2 separate regions of the Homo sapiens genome follow, and region 2 is linked to region 1. A link is an interaction called in ENCODE POLR2A ChIA-PET data of the cell type or tissue named here. Cell type or tissue: IMR-90. All regions are shown on one strand.

What was found. ChIA-PET counts read pairs that join two places held together with the same protein. Peaks named below come from ENCODE experiments on the same cell type or tissue, not always from the same donor. Only the 100,000 strongest peaks of a DNase experiment are listed, where the experiment ranks them.
Region 2: POLR2A ChIA-PET joins it to region 1 with 21 read pairs; 3 of 35 experiments call an interaction of 5 or more read pairs at or near these places.

What each region holds. Positions count from the first base shown.
Region 1 is chr6:154,473,828-154,476,327 of GRCh38, reverse strand. The region is part of intron 1 of CNKSR3 (CNKSR family member 3); the gene reads left to right. Among named protein-coding and RNA genes, the nearest start is that of CNKSR3, 36 kb to the left of the region's middle. In IMR-90, no CTCF peak of the experiment used is centred here; a DNase peak (open chromatin) is centred at 1,437.
Region 2 is chr6:154,633,441-154,635,940 of GRCh38, reverse strand. No RefSeq gene overlaps it. Among named protein-coding and RNA genes, the nearest start is that of SCAF8, 99 kb to the left of the region's middle. In IMR-90, no CTCF peak of the experiment used is centred here; no DNase peak of the experiment used is centred here.

The DNA.
Region 1 (2,500 bases):
CTGCCAGCACGCACAGCTAATTTTTGTGTTTTTAGTAGAGACAGGGTCTCGCCATGTTCGCCAGGCTGGTCTTGAACTCCTGACCTCGGGTGATCCATCCACCTTGGCCTCCCAAAGTGCTGGAATTACAGGTGTGAGCCACCGCGCCCGGCCCGAAGGTCTGTCTTAGAAGGCCTTAAGTCAAGCGAATGTACTTGATGGCATAGGTTTTATCATATCTTTAACATTTCAAAGAAGGAGGACTCATTTTGTTTTTTCAAGTCTTTCTAACGCTGAACCATCCATATCCGAAAAAAAAAAATGATATTATTACTTCTGCTGGCATCACTGCTGGGTTTGCAGGGTAAAAACAACACCCCCAAGCCTTCTTACACTGTTTGCCTAGAGGTCCCCTGGCTTGCCTTTTGGTTCCAAGTTGTGTGAGGTGAGGTGTTACTGTACTTAAGGTTTTTTTATCATCTTTGACAATGGTGGTTATTTATTGGTCGTCGACCACGTGTAAGGCACTACAAACAGCACAGGGAAATGACTTCTTTCTAGAAACTTACATTCTAGTTTGGAGGAGGACGTAGTGGAGCAGAGCTAGCCACAGTACTTGGAATTTGTCAGAGGTGCAGCAGGGTGGCTCCGCCCCAGGAAGGCCTAGGGCTGGGGAGTCCTCCTGTCCCCAGAAGACTGACATTTGACTGAGAGTGCAGCTTTCAGGGGGACTTGGATGGAGCTGAGAGGGAGCAAGAGGCCCTGGGAAATGCCCAATAGCAGAATCAGCCCCATCTGTCAGCGGGTGGCATAAGGTGGCCAGAACACCACACCTGAGTTGAAGCTTGTCTATACATGCCGGTGGGTAGGGAGGACAGCAAGGGCCGCAGCAGATGGAGGAGGTGACCATTTCCACCGGGGAGGGGGCGTGAAAACTTCATGGATGAGGGTGGATTATTGCTGGGTCCTGCCTAATGAGCACAGTGCTGGATTGGAGAAGGGGAGGGAAGGGCGCCCAGGGGGAGAGATGGTGGCCAGGAGGGACGAGGTGGAGAAGGGCCAGGCGTGTGTTGTAACTCTGAGGTGCTGGCTTCTTAGCAGAACTTGTTCTACCTCCCGGCTTCTCTGGCTGAGCCTCCCAGTGGGAAGACAATGGGTTCTGGAGTCGGATGGGCCTGGACCTCAAGACCAGTTCTACCACTTTTTAGCTGTGTCATCTTCAGCAATGTCCCCAGTCCCTCTCCATCAGCTTCCTCGTGTACAAGGGAGATCAGGAGTGATCTTGCAGACTTTTCAGAAGGAAAAAACAAGACTTAGATTTAACCATGAACAATGTAAACATAGTATATGCTCAGTAAATGGTGATTTCCTTGGGCCAGCTCTTCCGCAGGGCCCTGGTCTGGAGCCTCCTGAGGCCCGCAGTCTCTGCCCAACTTTCTGACTCACTCACAGCCACTGTCAAGTCAGCAGGCACAGGAGGAAAGGCATGACCTCATCTTCTTCCCACACTTCTCCTCTCTCTTTTGTGCCACATTTTCTGTCTAGTGTAGAGTTTGAACCTGGTCCAAACCCTTGGCACCCTCTTTGGCTAGTTTTTGCCTTTCATGTGATGTCGTAGTCCATCATCTCATCCTGTCCATTTCTTTCTCCCATGACACTATAGTCTACGGCTGTGCCAGGGGCACACCACCCCACATCCGGATGGCCCAGCTGCCTTCCCAAGGGCATCTCTGACTCTAGCAAGCCCCCGTCTATCTTGCACATTCTTTAGACCCTGCTGAACTCAATCCTTCCACGGTCCTTTACTTTGGCCATATCTTTCCCATCTAACCTTGTTTTTGTTTTCCATTAGTTCCAAGAACAATAATAGCTAATATTGATGTGTGCTGGGTATGTTGAAGGACTTTATATTGCCCCCCCCCACTTTTTTTTTTTTGAGACGGAGTCTTGCTTTGTCACCCGGGCTGGAGTGCAGTGGTGCGATCTCAGCTCACTGCAACCTCCGCCTCCCGGGTTCAAGCGATTCCCCTGCCTCAGCCTCCCGAGTAGCTGGGACTACAGGCATATGCCACCATGCCTAGCTAATTTTTTATGTTTTTTAGTAGAGACGGGGTTTCACCATGTGAGCCAGGATGGTGTTGATCTCCTGACCTCATGATCTGCTCACCTCAGCCTCCCAAAGTGCTGGGATTGCAGGTGTGAACCACTGCTCCCAGCTGTCCCATTTTTTTTTTTTATAACCCCATGAGGTAGGTGTGATAACTATTGCCATTCACAGTGACTCACGCCTGTAATCCCAGCACTTTGGGAGGCCGAGGTGGACGGATCACAAGGTCAGGAGATCGAGACCATCCTGGCCAACATGGTGAAACCCCGTCTATACTAAAAATACAAAAATTAGTTGGGTGTGGTGGCACGTGCCTGTAATCCCAGCTACTTGGGAGGCTGAGGCAGGAGAATCATTTGAACCAGGGAGTCGGAGGTTGCAGTGAGCTGAGATCATGCCACTGCACTCCAGCCT
Region 2 (2,500 bases), 160 kb before region 1:
GCAATCACATGTGCATATACAAAGTAAAAATGTATCAAGCTGAATACTTCAGATTGGTGCACTTTACTGCATTTATTTTATATGTGTTAATTAAAAAATACCCCAGATATTTCACTCTCTGTGTACAGGAATAGAATTAAATTATCCATACCGTTTTGTTAAGTGTTTCCCAAGGAATCATATATTATGGGACATTTACTCATACATCTTTGTCTTAGATAGGGATATTTGGTGGCAAGTTTCAGAATCTTACTACAGCTATGCTATATAATCTGAATTTTTGTGTCTCCCCACCCCGAAAAAATTCATGTTGAAGTCCCAAGCCCCAAGATGATGATATTAAGAGGTGGGGCCGTTAGAGAGGTAATTAGATCAAGGGGCCAGAGACCTCACAAATGGGAGTTTTTAGGGCCCTTAAAAAAGAAGCTCAGTTGGCCGGGCACGGTGGCTGATGCTGGTGGATCATCTGAGGTCAGTTGTTTGAGACCAGACTGGTCAACATGGTGAAACCCCGTCTCTACTAAAAATACAAAAAATTAGCCGGGCGTGGTGGCGGGCGCCTGTAATCCCACCTGCTTGGGAGGCTGAGGCAGGAGAATTGCTTGAATCTGGGGGGCGGAGGTTGCAGTGAGCCGAGGTCGTGCCATTGCATTCCAGCCTGGGCAACAAGAGCAAAACTCCATCTCAAAAAAAAAAAAACAAAAAAGGAAGCTGAGGGAACCTGTGTGCCCCTTCTACCATGTGAGGACTCAGTAAGAAGACACCATTTTATTTATGTATTTATTTGAGACAGAGTCTGGCTCTGTCACCCAGGCTGGGGTGCGATGGTGCCAGCTTGGCTCACTGCAACCACCACCTCCCTGGTTCAAGCGATTCTCGTGCCTCTGCCTCCCAAGTAGCTGAGATTACAGGCACCCGCCACCAGGCCTGGCTAATTTTTTTTTTTTTTTTTTTTTTGAGACAGAGTCTCGCTCTATTGCCCAGGCTGGAGTGCAGTGGCGTGGTCTCGGCTCACTGCAAGCTCCGCCTCCCAGGTTCACGCCATTCTCCTGCCTCAGCCTCCTCAGTAGCTGGGACTACAGGAACCTGCCACCACGCCCGGCTAATTTTTGTGTTTTTAGTAGAGACAGGGTTTCACCCTATTGGCCAGGCTGGTCTTGAACTCCTGACCTCAAGTCATCCGCCTGGCTCAGCCTCCCAAAGTGGTAGGATTACAGGCATGAATCACTGTGCCTGATAGAGAAGGCACCATTTATGAGAAAGTGGGCCCTCACCGGACACCAAGTCTGCTGGTGCCTTGATCTTTGACTTACCAGCCTCACGAACTGTAAGAAATACATTTTTGTTGTTTTTTTGTATACACCTAGTCTATAGTATTTTGTTGTAACGACCCCAACAAACTAATACAAGCTAGTTTAAGAAAATAGAGGTTTTAGGGAATTAATCTAATAGGCGTTCTCACAACATCTTAGCCTGATTTTATTTCTTATTTTTTCTATTTCTTAATTATCTTTTAACAAATCTTCTGAGCCTTCTCCAATTTATCTTTGAGGAAACTTAGGATTTGATGATGATCTCAGGGTAGCTTCATGGTTTCCATCAGGCTGTTTGCTCACTGAAAAGGTCATTTAATGAAGTTTTGATAAACCCATGGAGTTCGCTGTGTGCACAGTCTGTACTGCACAATATGGCTATGCCTGCGAAGTGCAAAGCAGGAGGGTAAATATCAGAGAGGGTGACTGTGTCTTACCAACACATCAAAATTGTTTGTCTAATTATGTGGGCAAATGGCAAAAGTACATTTGTTACTGTCATTGAAATTCATCCAGTGAGTATTGGATTGAAAATCTAATATGTATGACATTGTGATGGATTCTGGGGATACAACAATGAACGTGACGTTTATACTGATCCTCAGTGAGCAGGGTCCAGAATAAAGTGGAATGCAGAGTCTAGTGTAAAGTGAAATGCCCCTGTTGAAATAAGTTCCCAAGTTGGCTATTTCTTGAGTTTCTGCTTGGCAACAGGTGAGGGCTGCACCAGGGTAATCTCACTGACCATAGTGGTAGATGCCAAAAAGGAGGGAGATGAGTGGAGGTAGAAAGAGTGCAGGAAGGTAGAGGACTGGAAACCAAGCGAGACATTTGGAGGATGGCATAAGGTGACATGGGCCAGTAGCAGATCATGAAGCCAAGCATTGATGCTAGAAATTTGAGACTTGGGTGAGAAAAAGAAGTGAATCTGGGGTATAAGGTGATAAGGAATTAAAGTCCTATAAGAGAGTATGAAGAGTACAAAGGAGTAGGGATGAAGCCAAGGTAACTGCTGGCATCTGAGATAAGAGTGTCAGCGTGGCTGGGCTCTGGTGAGGGCCCTCTTCTGGTTTACAGACTGCCAACTGCTCATTAAATGATCTTTTATAAGGGCACTAATCCCATTCATGAGGGTTCCACCCTTATCACCTCATCACTTCCCAAAGGCTCCACCTGCTAATGCCATT